2 separate regions of the Homo sapiens genome follow, and region 1 is linked to region 2. A link is an interaction called in ENCODE POLR2A ChIA-PET data of the cell type or tissue named here. Cell type or tissue: Panc1. All regions are shown on one strand.

Region 1 (8,000 bases), 190 kb before region 2:
TCCTCCCCCCCTCCCTCCCTTGTTCCTTCCTTCCTTCCTCCTTCCTTACTTTCTTCCCTCCTTCCTTCCTTGTTGATAAATATTAGGAGCAGCAGCAGTATTTCTTCTTATGGTAAGTAATAATGGCATGTGCTCTAAAAGAAAACTAGAATATTTTGACTCTGACTTTATGTGGACAAGGGCAAAAAAATGACTAAAATACATTAATTAATTGAAATTCATTAAAAAGAGGCAAATATAACCAAGATTTTTTCATGTAGTAGTAACAATTAACTATTATTAAACATTCATATAAACTAATTGAAATTTCTTTTCCTAAAATGGTATATCTTTAAGGTTTTAAAAAATTATGTAAACTCTGTAGTTGAACAAATTATATCATTTCTGAAGGATTTGATTTCTGGGTGAACCTTTTTAGGGTTGTTATTGTCTTTCATTATTTTTCTTTTTATTTTTTTTCTTTCTTTATTTATTTATTTTTTCTTCTTTTTTGACTTGAAGTCTCATTCTGTCACCCAGGCTGGAGTACACTGGCGGGATCTCAGCTCACTTCAACTTCTGCCTCCCAGGTTCAAGTGATTCTCCTGCCTCAGCCTCATGAGTAGCTGGGACTACAGGCACGTGCCACCATACCCCACTAATTTTTGTATTTTTAGTAGAGATGAGGCTTTGCCATGTTAAACAGGCTGGTCTCAAACTCTTGACTTCCAGTGATCCGCCCCCCTTGACCTCCTAAAGTGCTGGGATTACAGACGTGAGCCTCCGCTCCTGGCCATGTCTTCCATTACTTTTCTGAGTTCTATTTTTGTTCTTTTTTTTATTACCTTAAAATCTTTACTGTAGAAATACAAAAGCATACAGAAAAAATGTAATGAATCCCCATGTATCACAGCAATTCTTGTTTCATCTACAGCCCATCTATCCTCTAAATATATTTTGTAGCAGATACCAAACACCGTAAATGTTTTAGTACTTATGCCTACAAGATATGAACTCTTTTAAAACATAATCACAATACTATAAGTGTACCTAAACAAAGAGGGATATTTTCTTAATATCAACAAACAGGTACTGTTAAAATTCCTAATAGTCTCTTAAATGCCATAACTTTTTATAGTACACTGTTTTCCCTTTTGAAATTTATTTGTTGAATAAACTGAGTTGTTTTTACTTCGGCTCTAGAGACTGATCAGATTTAGATTAGTTTGTTTTTTCTTGCCAAGACACTTTATAGATATTGTTATATTTTATTGGGAGGCACAAAATATTTGACTGGCTCTCTTTTTGTGATGTTATTGGCTGTTAATGCTTAGTATCTACTTCCATTAATTTATCACAAAATAGTGATATTCTAATTGTAACCTTTGTTCTTTATTAGCTGAAATATCTCTCTAAAGAGAAAAATTCTACTTATCTATCATTTAGTTACTCAGCGTTACAGTTCATATAAAGAAAGCAAGATAAATGTTTGATCGTATCCCTTTATTTACTAATTTTCATAATGTATTTGTTCCCTAGAATCATCCAACAGTGATTAATTAGGTTTTTAAGAGTTTTTTTTTCATCACTACAAACATATGGGTTTAAACATATTTTAGTTATGTTTTAAGCCATTGCAGCTATTATTCTTTTTTTTTTTTTTTTTTGAAACGGAGTTTTGCTCTTGTTGCCCAGGCTGCAGTGCAGTGGTGCAATCTCAATTCACTGCAACCTCTGCCTCCCGGGTTCAAGCGATTCTCCTGCCTCAGCCTCCTAAGTAGCTGGGATTAGAGGCACCTGCCACCATGCCCGGCTAATTTTGTATTTTTAATAGAGATGGGGTTTTGCCATATTGGGCAGGCTGGTCTCAAACTCCTGACCTCATGCGATCCACCTGCTTCGGCCTCCCAAAGTGCTGGGATTACAGGCATGAGCCACCACGCCTGGCATGCAGCTATTATTCGTACTGATGCTCTTCTTGGCCAATGTTCTAAATGGTGTGAGTCCTGTCGACATGATCTTAATAACCTTTGATGGTTTCTTTGCTACTTGGTATGACAAGGTGTTCCACACTCATTTTGTACTTTTGCTGTCTTACACTTAGAACTAGCTGTATTAGTTCGTTTTCACACTGCTGATAAAGACATATACAAGACTGAGTAATTTATAAAGAAAAAGAGGTTTAATGGACTCACAGTTCCACATGGCTGGGGAGGCCTCCTGATCATAGCAGAAGGCAAAAGGCAAAAGGCACATCTTACATGGTGGTAGACAAGAGAGAAATGACAACCAAGCAAAAGGGGTTTGCCCTTGTGAAACCATCACATCTCGTGAGACTTATTCACTACCATGAGAATAGTATGGGGGAAACTGCTCCACGATTCAATTTCCCACCTTATCTCCCCCACAAAACTTGGGAATTATGGGAGCTACAACTCAAGCTGAGATTAGGATGAGGACACAGCAAAATAATAGCACTAGCCAAGGCTCTTTTTAGTTTGTTTTTTTTTAGTGAGTTTTTAGTTCTATTAGGGTGACTACTTCCAGGCCTTTTCAGTGAACACAGTAGGGATTATTTTTTCAAACAAAATATATTATGAGCTCATATTTATATTTTCAATTCAGAGTTAGAGCAGTCTTACATCTGTAGTGCTTCTATTTCACATCAATATATCCTTTACACTGCTGATAATCCTAGTTCTTAAGGCTATGAAGGACAATATAATTAGACTATGTCATACTTGCTTATTTGCCATATTCTCAATAAACACACACAATAACAGTGCTAACCCCACTAGCAACAATAAAAGTATTGAAAAGAGTTAATTTTTTTTTACAGTTTTAACTTTTTGCCATGCTAGTGGGTATGTAGTGGTATCTTTGTATGGCAAATTTTTGACTGAATTCCAAACATTGTAGTTGCTGTTGTATTTTGCTGAATCTCCTTAGATATTATTAGATTTTATTCTAGGATTCTGCTAAATTACTTGTAAACAATTTTATCCTTTTAAGTCTCTTTTCCCAAACTTTGTTAGGGCAGGTCCAGAGCAGCTGTTCCTCTGAGGACTTATGCAATTCCACTGCTGAGGTAATAACCGTCTAAGGAGTCTACTCAATTCCCTACTTAATCAGGAGTCTTTCCCCTCTGATTGATTAGAACATGAAAGATTTCCTGTCCCTTGGATCTCCAGGGAAAAGTCCACCTATTCCCTTCCGTTGATCCTTTCTGAGGCTTTATGTAGTTTCCTCCACAATCTCCATGTGCAGATCAATACTCTGCCATAGACTAAAGCAGACTCCTGGACCTGGACAGATCTTTGGAGCCCATTTTTTTATTTGTTTGTTTGTTTGTTTTTTGTGCAGCACTCTTCTTCCTGAAGTTACACCCAGAAATCTAGCTGTTTTGCCTTTCTTAACTCTGAATTCTGTCTTTTCAGCTCAGCACTACTTTCAGGGTCTGTTTGGGGCCTCTTCTCACTACTATAGTCTGGAAGCCCTCTCTTTAAACAATAAACTGGGGTGATTATAGGGGGCTTCTTTTGTTTCCTTTTCTCAAAGATTATTGTTCTATACTGCTTGTCATCTAATGTTTCCAGTTCTTTAACATTGGAGGATTAATCTGGCCCTTGTTACTCCATGGTAGTCAAAATTAAAATGCCATTAATTTTTAACACTGAAAATTGAAGATCTATTGTTTTCTCTGGCTTCTGTCTATACAGCTTCATATCCCATTGTCTCTAGTATTTCTTTTTCTCTTAATATCCAGGATTCATCATCCAAACCAATAATAAAGATCAGCTCACTTTTGGTCTATTTGCTTAAAGACATGAAGAATCTGAAATATCCAAGTGGTAGTCTTGGCTTCCAATTTAATAGTACCATTTTTGTGTACCTAGAGGAACCATTTCTTCCCTAAGGGTTGATGTTTCCAAAACGTTAGATCCCAGATTCACCATTACAGAAAGTATGTCACCTACAAACCTCTAGTTCATCACACGGAGGCTCCAACTAGGTTCCCAGCTTTGAGCACCACCGCAGATGCTAGGACAGGACCCAGAGAAGTCCCAGGAGGGAAGGTGATTACTCAAGGAAAGAAAAGCATAGATATTTGCCTAAGGCTATCTCTCCTTCAAGGCAGAGGGGACAAGATAAACCATTAAAAGGTTTTGTCTTCATACTCTCCCACACATGCTTTTTAAAGGGTCAACCCAGGATGGGGCTGTAAAGTGTCAGTTGTGAATTTCTGTCTGGTGAGTAAATTATACAGTAATACCTGTAAATAAGGCTTGAACTTTTCCCCTTCTGGTCAATTAATAATAAGAAACTCCCCATGAGTCATAAATAGAGATTGAAGGAGGATGGCAGAGCAAAATACATAGGCAAGTTGGGAATGAAAATCAGTTGTTAACTCAATTTGCTTATGTTTTCAGGGTCTACTTTCTCTGGAGCCATATATTTCACTTCCATCTGAATAATGTAATGCCACTGAGTTTGTCTAAATCTATGACTAGGATGTCAAATAACCCCGGTTTGTTATAGCAATGGTGTCATGTTGCCACCCGATGTTCCAAAGTCAGACTTTCTTTTTGTTGTTGTTTTTATTTCTGAACCTAACATTATGAACATACCAAAGTCAGACTTCATTCTCTGCCAGGGACCAATCAAGTTAAGAGCTGTTTCTGAAAAGAGGATTGTTATTGCTAAAATACATGGCTTTGCTCTTAGACCTTGGGAGCCAACACTAGACTTTTTTCCTCCAGATTTGCCAAAAGTGTCACAACTGATCATAGACACTTGAGTATGAGTAAAGCTTCACTGTAATTGCATTGCATTTTTGTTCAGTTTACACTTGCCCTGGGATCCATTAAAAATAATCAGTCTTGGCCGGGTGCAGTGGCTCATGCCTGTAATCCCAACACTTTGGGAGGCCAAAGCAGGTGGATCACTTGAGGCTAGGAGTTCGAGACCAGCCTGGCCAACGTGGCAAAACCCCGTCTCTAATAAGAATACAAAAATTAGCTGGTGTGATGGCGTGCACCTGTAATCCCAGCTACTCCGGAGGCTGAGGCAGGAGAATCACTTGAACCCAGGAAGCAGAGGTTGCAATGAGACAAGATCCTGTCCCTGCACTCCAGCCTGGGCAACAGAACCAGACTCTGTCTCAAAAAAACAGTATTCAGTCTTTTGGCAAATCTGACAAATGGATATAAATCATATGCTTAAATATGATATTCATTACTTCCAAAATGAAAAGATGTTTACCAAGCCCTGTGCCTTTTTTTAATAGTAGGCAGTGAGAAGGTACAAGAATTTCTCCTTTCCTTTGGAGAAGGTATCTTGACATACTAAATTTCACTGGCTCTTCAGGAATTTTATGGAAGTGGCAGATCCCTGTATTTTGGTGGAATTAGTATCCAATGCTCTGGCACACAAGAATTTTATCAAGGCATCATGCATATCTGCCACTACATTGACATCAATGTAAGGGACCAGCATGAGCTCCTGTGAAATGACAATACAATAAATGTCTCCATGAGCTCAATTGTGGCACAGAACCAGTGAGTTGTCACCACTCTGGAACAAGATAGAAAAGGTATCCTGCTGTCCTTTCAGGTGAAAGAAACTGTGTTTTTTGATTAGCATAGAATGAAAGTATTTACCGCCCCAATAGCTGCATGTCATGTGCCAGTGGTATCAGTTTGCTCCAGGAAAAAGACACATCTGCAGTAGTTGCTATAACTGGAGCCACAAATTAATAAAAACAATTATTTGTAAATCATAGGAAACATTTAATGTGATAGTGTTTTTTAGACAATTAGAGATGTAAATGTTTATTTCTTGACTGCTTTTTTTCTGATACATATATTCAATAATTTGCAAATTTTAAGAGTAAATCACTTGATACAAATTAATAATATTTGAATTTAATACATAGAAAATAAATACAGTCTAGGGCAGTTTTATCTGATTCATATTTCTGTGTGACTCTGGAAGGCCGTTATGAATGGCCCCTTTTTAATATCTACTTTGAAGTAATAACTGTGTGTTTAAAAATGTATCCCTTATAATATCTTTTTTTGCTGGTCTATTTGCTTTCTGATTTATTATTTAACATTAATCAAAGATTTAAAGTTATATCAACCAGATAATGAACTTTATTCATTTTAAGAAACACTAATTTTAAGGAGGAAGTCATTTATTTATTTGTTCAATAATAGACAATTCTGGTCATTTACCTAGACTTTTAACATAATGCGATCACTTACAACAGAATGGGTTTCTCCACTGTGAAAAATGAATACAATCATTTACTTGGGCCGTTTCTTGTGAAAATACATTTAATCTGGTAATATTTTATAATCTAACACTGTGATTGCTTTTACTATACTAGAAGGATTTCAACTAGATACAATTGAATTATTAAACAGTAAATAATTCCCATTTTCTTGTGTGTGTCTAATTCTCTTGTTTTCAATTACAACTCCTGGTCATAAAAATGCAAATTTAATATGCAAATTAAATTCACTTCGGTAAATATATTCACAGCAGCTTTAGGTGAAAACAAAACTACCTTTCAGCTAATGCCAAAATGTAAATCATGCCACTTTATAAAATAAGTCTGCATAATTTTCTTCAGAAAAAAAACACAAAAACTGTAACTGTAATTTCTTTCAAGACTGTTATATTTATGAAAAAAAAGGGCATGGGTTGAAAATTTAGATAAATCAAGCACAATACATAGAGATTTATGGCTTCAGTGATTTTTTTTTTTAATTTGTTCGTTTGTTTTTGAGGCAGAGTCTGGCTCTGTCACCCAGGCTGGAGTGCAGCGGCACTCTCTCGGCTTACTGCAGCCTTCGCCTCCCTGGTTCAAGTGATTCTGTTGCCTCAGTCTCTCAAATAGCTGGGATTAGAGATGTGTGCCACCATCCCGGCTAATTTTTTTTTTTTTTTTTTTTTTTGTATTTTTAGTAGAGACGGGGTTTTGCCATGTTAGCCAGGCTGGTCTTGAACTCCTGGCCTCAAGTGATCTGCCTGCCTTGGCCTCCCAAAGTGCTGGGATTCCAGGCATGAGCCACCATGCCTGGCCTTCAGTGATTCTTTGAACAGATAAAATATTGAGCTATTGCAAGGATGTAAGCAATGGCTAAATAAACATTATTATATACCTAGTGTGCAAAAGCTGTATAAAATGCTAAGTATGTAAGCTCTGAGGCTGCTGACAATAATATCAAGTCATTGGCTGTACTAATTTAACAAACATTTATTAAATGCCTATTAGGTGCCAAATTTGTCTTAGACACTAGGGATTCAAAGATAAAGTCATAAACTTTATTCTTGAAGAGCTTACTTCCATACATAGGGAGAAAGGCATATAGCAAATACTTACAATTCAATGTGCAGTAGTAGAGATTTTAAAATGTTAGAGGGTAGACTCACAGATTTGCATGGAGAAGTGGCAAAGGCTCCATAAAGGATATGAATTTTGAGCATTGGGAGATATAAAATATGGTAAATAAACTATATTTTGGTATTCGGAAAGTTGTTTATATAAGGTATTAAGGGCATAGTATGATTAACTCTATCTGTTATCTATTGCTGTCTAACAAATCACCCCAAAGCCAGTGGCTTAAGACAAAAATACTTTATTATTGTAGGTAATGCATCCATAAAGACCGTTTGAATTCCCACAGAAAGTTACTCAATTCTCTATTCTTATCTTGCACTCTTTTACTATAGTTAGTGGTTTCCTTCTGTAGATAGTAGCTCAGCAAACTATTGTTCACAAGACAAGCTGGCCTGCCACCTAGTTTTGAAAATAAAGTTTTATTTGGATATAATCATGCTCATTTATTTACTTATTGTATATGGCTGCTTTTTGAGCCACAGCAGCAGAGCTGAGTTGTTACAATAGTGATTTTATGGTTTGCAAAGCTGAAAACCACAGCCACCGCCCCTCAACTCTAGACCACTATTGTCCAATAGAACTTTCTGTGATGTTAATGTGGCTATAGAGCACT
Region 2 (8,000 bases):
GGCCCTAAGTTTAAAAATATATTCTCCAAGGGACATGGATGAAGCTGGAAACCATCATCCTCAGAAAACTTAACACAGGACTAGAAAACCAAACACTGCATATTCTCACTCATAAGTGGGAGCAGAACACTTCTTAAAAATAAAAGATGATAGGCTGTCTCTGTAATTTGACAAATTAATATAATTCTCCCTATAAAATGCATTTTGATTTAATCACCCTGTTAATATAACTTTGTTTCCCTTGAAAATTTAAAATATCTGACGGTGTCCCTGAGAGTTTGCTGTGGTGCCCTGGAACATCTAAGTGCTGTTCGGGAATCTCAGTTATTACTCTCTTGTGTAAAGTATAAATAAATTGAATGAATGTGTAGTATTAGGTAATTCTCACTTATTTGGGGGATAATATTCAAAATTAAGTAATCATCTTTTCAGAAATTCATGGCCTTTGTGAAAAATTCGATTAAAATGGACAAGTAGCTCATTTAGTTGTAGCAAAATGATTCTGAAAGTGTTATTCATATGAAATAAAATTACAGATAGTTTAAAATTGTCCTTATATGATATGGTGTAATATTTTTATTGAGAACTTTAGTATAAACATAATATTTGATTAATATCATTATGAGGATTCTTAAGAAATAAAATATAATATACTTCACTCGTATTTCTCTGTAATTACATGTGTCATGGTTATCGGGAGACGAATGGGTTGAATTCTGACTTTTACTCTAACTAGTCTAAGGCTAAACTGAGCATAGATAACCATTTCCCTTGCCAGGGATTAGTTTAGGAGTGGCTTATGACCCTGTGGCTAATTAAATGTAATGGGAAAGTCAGGGATCAGACTTCTGGGAGAGGTTTCCTCACTGATAAAAAGACTGACAGAAAGGGAGGCTTCCTTCACTGAACACTGCTGTATCTTCATGAGATGTGCTGAACTCTGGAAGCTCATTTTGTGATCATGAGTAGAGATAGCTGAGGAAAAAGCCAACGAATTTAGCCCAGCAGGGCAGGAGGGAAGACTTCTGGGTCCATGAGGTAGCTGTTGAATTAAACAGTCTCTGAACAAGTCAACCATGTCATTTCTTGCTATGAGAGTATAACTTTTCCTTATATACATTAAGCACCCTTAACTGATGTAGTTACTCCTAGTCCTTAATTATTGGTGGTATTCAAACTGAAGTTAAAGACTCAGGACCCTTGTGGGTTTCGTGTAGGCAATCAAATTTGTGTTTTGAAAAACACTCCCAAGTGATTCTAAAACCTCTTCATCTTCTTTCTAATCCTTTCCACCCTCCATTGAGAACATCTGGAGCAAGATAGTTATGAAATTGAATGAAAGGACTTGGTGAGTGATTAATTATATGTGGGGGTCAGGGAAAAGGAGGGGTCATGGTAACTACCGTGTTTCTGATTTGGGTAACTAGGTAGATGGTGCTGCCAGTTTAGGTGATAAGGACCGTAAGTAAAAGAACAACTTTGGTTTTGTACATTCTTCATTAGAGGTGTCTGGGAACATTTAGAAAGTCATACCAGAAAGTAGTTAGAGCCATAATCCTGGAGAAATATCTAAACTACAAGACTAAGAGATTTAGTAGTTGTAGTTGAAACTGTGGGTATAGATGAGATTGCTTACAGGTATATCTTACTGAGTAGGGAAGAGAAGAAACTATGCAATTTCAGAGAACGCTCTGAAATTTCAGTGTACAGTGGAGGACAAAAGTGGTTGAGAAGGAGGAAAAACAATTAGTGGTATCGACAATGACACATCTCATTTTATCTTAGATTATTCTCAGATAAATTCAAAGACCTTTGTTCTAAGAATAAATTCTAAGAACTTTGATCAAGATGTAAACGTTAGTGTTTTTTTTTGAAGTAAATTCTTTCTTAAATGCTTGTTTTCCTTTTCAGTTGATCAATTTATGGTGCTAAATGGTAACCTGATGGGATAAATAATTAATATACCACTCTAACACTAGCAATTGGCCCTAGTTCTCTCTTACAAGATCAATTTCATTGTAATGCTTATTACTAGAGATACACTGGTATGGAACCCAAAACCCCCCAAAATATAAATTTTCATCAGTCCTTGTTTCCAGTCATTAACATGATAGTAGAAGTGCTGTTTTAGGACATACACAGAAATATGTATTATTACCTCTTTCATTTTGCTGTTCATAATTTTGTATTCTATTCCATCCATTCTTTTTATTATTCCTATTTTTATCATTTGACATGTGTTAGCCAATATACTCTTTTGGCATAAAAATAAAATATTTTGGAGAGTTAGGAGGATTCTGAATCCAAAATAATTTTTCTTGTTTTCTTTAAATGCAAAAGTCTGTAGAAAAAGGAAAAATTGATAACTTCTGGAGAGTATTGTCTTAAACCTTTCACATAATCTGTGGATGCTAACCTAGGATTTCGTGTGTGCGTGTGTGTGTGTGTGTTTGTATATGTGTCATATTAAAAACACTGTGTAGTGAAAATACCAGCCTTCACACACACTTTTGTAATAAATGTGGAAGTATAATTTTCAATTAATACTATTGCTAAGAGGATCCATAAAAGCTATTTGCATGCATTTTATGCCTCCTTCCAAGTCTCTCTCTTTTCTTTTTACACTTCAGTTTCAATAGCACCTGTAATTAAGGAAGAAAACCAAGCCCTGGGAGCTAGGTAGGACTTCCAGCTATTGATCTGTGTAAACCCAGTTTATACTGTCAGGGGAGAAACAGTCAACTGCTGAGCTGCTTTGTCACTGACATAAGCTGAGAGAGGATTTTTTTTTTTTTTTGTCTATACTGTTTATACACTAGTCTATAGACCTGCTGGCTGGTTGAATTTTAAAGAGTGCGGAGGTTTAAAGACTTGTCCCCTGAGGGATGCTTCTGCCAGTTGGGAAGCGAGCTGAGGCTGTTTCACAGAAGTGTATGCACGTGTGTTGCTTGTGGAAGAAGGGAGGGGGAGGGTGTGAAAGATTGAGCAACTAACTGGGAAGCGTTCGTCTTGAGTCTTAAAATTGATGTGAAATATATTACTAATTTGTGTATTTAGAGGGAGATATTGAATTTTGAATATATGTTCTTTATTGTTACAGAAATTATGTGGACAATTTTATAGGAGGAGGTCTGAATAGTGTTCACATGTATAGTAAAAATGGTGAATGGTTTCACTTTATGAAGTACAAGATAAGGATTAAGCAATGGTCAAATGAAAATGAACTGGTCTCATTTGCAATGAACTGTTTTTCAGTTTACAGAATTTAACTTACTGCAAGTTTAGTGACTCTTTTAACTACATTTAACAAAATATTGTCAGTGGTGAAACAGTTAGCTTTCGCTTAATATAGAGTCTGTGCTCATATTTTTAAAGGTACATGATTATGATTATAAGCAATCCAGGGTACCCTGCCCTAAGAGTAGATGATTTTTTTTTTTACAAGATCCTTTTCTTTCTGCTTATGTGCATTAAGGCACTGAAGCTTTCTTAGGTATTGGTATTGGAATTTTATAATGTTTTATTTTTAGTTGACACTTTATTGTAGTCTACCTTTTTAAAAGAATGCAAGAAATTCTACTTTAAAACACTCAATGCTATATTTATGTATACGGTTTAAATATTCAGATATTGATGACTTCTGTAGACCTTAGTTTTAGTGGCAAAGAAGTGGTAGCAAAAATATTGTTCAGTGAGGATGACTGCTGCATTAAGATATTTGCTCTTTTTTCTTTTTAATGGGAAACATCCTTATAAAATTCTTTGTCTTGTAAAATTGCCTGACTTTGAAGTTGTATGATGTTGTCTTCAAGTTTAAAGTTTAACTTTTGAATCAGACTTAATTTTATTTTTCAAATATAACAAAATAGATTATTAAGACTTTGTTTGCCAAGTAGCTGATAATTATTTGTATTTTATTATAATTTTTAATGTGTATGGTTTCTAAAAGATTTTGAAATTATTTTTAATGACTGTTAAATAACTGAAGGTTTCAAAATCATTCAGATTATTTTCTGTGTTTTATTAAAGCATTGATTTTCATATTAGGCAATCCTTAAATGAAAGTGCACAGAATAGAAGCTGTATTTTTGACAGCTTGTTTTTAGATACACATTTCTTTAAGAGTGTTAAGATAAAACTTAATACCAAGAATTGAATCATGTAAATGTTTCTTTGGCTATAGAAAGTCTCTCTCTCTTTTTTTTTTTTTTTAACTGTTTGACTATGGGACATGTAGAGTTGTTATACCTCTCAGTAATTCATTCTGCTGCCAACTTCATTCCCTTTTCTCTGCCTGCATTTTAATTGAAACAACATTTATATTTTTGAGCCAGGATCTGTCAGAAGTCCCTATGGCTAGACTGTGGTACAAGTAGCAGCAGACGTAGCTTACCCATATGGTGCGGTGCTTCTTGTAAAATCCATATGGCCTTGTTGAAGGGAATCCCAGCGGGGATGTGAAGGGTGTTAATACCCTTCAGGCCAGGCCTTTCCCCCCTGGGGTTTCTGTGGCATTGTCAGTGCAATCTGCCAAAGCACAAACTTAATTCCTTTTTAATAATCAATTATTTTAGTCTAGGAACCTGTGCTATTTTTCTTAAGGACAAAGAAAGCATCTTTTTCTCCTAGAAAATGTCTCAAAGAAGTTTTAACTGCTTCTTAAAAAATATTCTAAAACTTATTTCTTTTTTTTGAAATTTCCATTTGTAGGAAATACTACAGAGTGTGCCAAAGTTCTGTTTTCCCTTTGACGTTGAAAGGTACAGTATAAGTATCATTTAAAATAAATGTAGATTCTTATAGTACATACTTGAAAATGATTACATGTGCTTTTTTATAAAATAAAATGTCCCTTCTCTTTATTGCTTCTCACAAAAAGGCTAGAGATTGAAAAGAGGTTGAAAATTAATTAATATGTGGAAGAGGAAGCCTTTTAAATCACATCTTTTATTTTCTCTACTATGACCAGTTAAGACAAGTTTGAAAACACATTACCAACAGGTTCTATTTTTTCCCTTTGTTCTCTCTTCAGGTAGAAATTGTGATCACTAGTGGAAAAAAATACTAATATGACCTTGATTGGAGTCTTAGAATTATGTCTTGATGTATGTTTCCTGGTTTCTATCTCACTTCATCCTCATTGAAAAGACCATCTGTGTCATGCTGTAAAACTCATGGCTACTTGTCTCTCAATAATAGCTTTATAGAGGTAGTGTAATATTATGGAAAGCTATAGGGAAACTCCTCTAGTTTTGAAAATCTTGTTTTTATATTTCACTGAACAAATACTGAATGATGAAATTGCATAGAGTTGAAATTTCTTGGAACATACAGCCCTGTGAGCATAACAACAGATCGTTTATTGTTTTTCATGTGATTTTTATACTCTATTTTCAGTTTACTTAAGAGGGTGACATGAAGGGTTTTTGAAAGAATGTTTATTTTAGGAAAATACTTCGCTAAAGTATTAGTGAGACTTTATGATTTTACTGTATTAAAGATAAAGCCTTCTGAATGATGGACTAATCAGTACTAATAAGCATTGTTGATGAATGATACTCCTTGTTTTACCTTATCTGAGGAATCATTGCCCTACCCCTACCAAAAAAAGTTACACGTTTCATATTAATAGTAAGGAAGATTTAGGATCCAGCTACAAAAAGGATATTATGAATCTTGGGCACTAGAGGTCACATTTGTCACTAGAGGGTTTTTTTTTTATTTTAAGTTTATTAAAGTGTAAGAAAAACCTATCCACTGAAAAGTGTAGTTGTTAAATGTTCAGCATTTGAAATGCAACATTTCCTGACAAAACTGTTTGTAGCATTGATACTGGCAGTAATTTATTTCCTTCTGCACAATCCCTATGGCTATTTCAAAACCAAAGTGTAGGCGTCATGGATATTTTATTTTGGGACAAGGAAGCAAAAGTTCGGTTATGGTTATCTAATGGCAAGATTACAGCCAGTACTAGGAAATATATTCATATATTTTAAATAGAAATAAAGATTCAATCTAACGTTTTATATTGCCCCTTATACCAAAGTGTGACACATATTATGGTAGTATGATACTTCAAAGTTGACTAGAATTCTTTACAGCTTAGCTGATAAGCCTTTTATTTTGGTAGAAATTATATTCTTATTTTATACTTGGAAATGTATTCCTCAGTATATTGATAGCTGTACAAGAGAATTCTAGAAAAAATATAACAAGGGTATTTTTGTAGGGTACTTTATTGGATGAGAATGTCAACAGGAGAAGCAATTAAACAGAGTTGGTGGTGGCTGCCATTAGATTCTAAAGCGACATGATTTGCTATCTAAGCAATTTTAGAATAATTAAGAAAAGAGGCTAAAGTTGAAGAAAAGGACTTAGTCATGATTTCTAGCTGCTTCTACAGTTTCAGTAATAATATTTTGATAATTTATGAAATATGAGCACTTTTAGTCTTATGATCATTTATGGTAGACTACCTTATGATTTCCTAGTGAGAGATTAATATATGCTGAACTGTTCAGTCTATGAGGTATTACAACTTATTTTGGTGTTTACTTTACAAGTTTCACACTTCCTCTAGTTTTAGAACATAGTTCTAGCTTCAAGAACCAACTGATTAGAAAGATGAAACCAATGTCACATATAAATATACTCTTATTTTTGTTTTTCTTGAAGAAAATTGTCAAACAAGGCACAATGTTTCCTAATGTTACTATATTTTAGGGTGTCTCAGAATCAAGTTGGACAGCACTTTACCTTTGTACTGACAGACATTGAAAGTAAACAGAGATTTGGATTCTGCAGACTGACGTCAGGAGGCACAATTTGTTTATGCATCCTTAGGTGAGTATTTGTAGTAAAAAAAATTAGATGCAAAATAGGTAACTATCTCTCTATTGTACTTTGTTATGCTTGGGATGAAGAAAAACTTGTTTTCTTTAAAAACAAGTTGAAAAATAATTTTCCTGATTTTCTGTATACAGAATCAGTTAAGTTTAAAGATTTACCATTAACATAGTGGAACTTTCCTTGAAATAATCGATTTTTTAAAGATTAGTTTTTTGTAGAGTTATTTTTGAAAACTAAATATAAAGAGATGTATTCAAATAATATGAGTTTCACCTATTAAATGGAATACAAAAAAAAATAAGTTAAATTAATGTATGCCCTTTTCTGTCACTGAACCAGAACTTGGATTTTTAAAAGTGAACTGCTGCTTTAAGACAGAGGTTGCAAACTGATGAACCTGGTAGAAGCGTTTAGAGGTTTTCGTTTGGCTACTGGGTGTTTTAAAAATTTTAAAGGACGTTAACCTTATGAATTTGAGGAAGTTTTGTATATAGTTCATATTTCGAATTCCTTTTGAAAAGTGAGGCTATCTACTAATTCTGCCATGGCAACAATAAGCTGGAACTGAATAGCAGATTTTTAGTTGTGTCATGAGCTTGCTAGTTTCCAAAGGTCCTATCTGTCCTGCCTAATTGCTTACATTATCTGCCTTGATTCAGTAGGTAGTTTAGAGTATGTCTCCTGCCTGTGGACTTGGGATCTGAGTTGCTGACTGTTAGGAAGAAAGGGTTCTAAAGGTTAGCATTCTTGCAATATGTCCTGATGAATCAGAAATCCAGATGTAGTCTATAAAAATAGGACTCCAAACTATTATTATAACATGGATATTGGTCAAACTGGATTTCTTAGAAATGCTTATAGGAAAAGAAATAACAATTTATGAAATAACATATTACAAAGAAAACTTTGGTATAAAATCAGTCTTCCTGTTCATTTGCTATTCATATTTAGCTACAGTTATATCATTCATTGAGAGGTTGTTAATTTACTTACAACATTGGTTAGAGCTGGAGAGTTTTTTTCTATCTTTATTCAAAAGTAAGTGCTTAACTGCTTTAGAAGTTATAGAATCGTGAATGTGCCCCCATTCTCTCTTTAGCACAACTTTTTCATCTGGATAAAAATTGTGCTTAAAACTTACACTTTATCCA

Evidence for each region. ChIA-PET counts read pairs that join two places held together with the same protein. Peaks named below come from ENCODE experiments on the same cell type or tissue, not always from the same donor. Only the 100,000 strongest peaks of a DNase experiment are listed, where the experiment ranks them.
Region 1: POLR2A ChIA-PET joins it to region 2 with 6 read pairs; 2 of 35 experiments call an interaction of 5 or more read pairs at or near these places.

What each region holds. Positions count from the first base shown.
Region 1 is chr1:197,859,117-197,867,116 of GRCh38, reverse strand. No RefSeq gene overlaps it. Among named protein-coding and RNA genes, the nearest start is that of C1orf53, 40 kb to the left of the region's middle. In Panc1, no CTCF peak of the experiment used is centred here; no DNase peak of the experiment used is centred here.
Region 2 is chr1:197,670,880-197,678,879 of GRCh38, reverse strand. DENND1B (DENN domain containing 1B) reads left to right here. Exons shown (of 23, transcript NM_001195215.2): 4 at 4,711-4,760; 5 at 6,724-6,843. Among named protein-coding and RNA genes, the nearest start is that of DENND1B, 100 kb to the left of the region's middle. RefSeq lists a silencer at 4,995-5,195. In Panc1, no CTCF peak of the experiment used is centred here; no DNase peak of the experiment used is centred here; H3K4me3 peaks cover 497 bases; H3K27ac peaks cover 689 bases.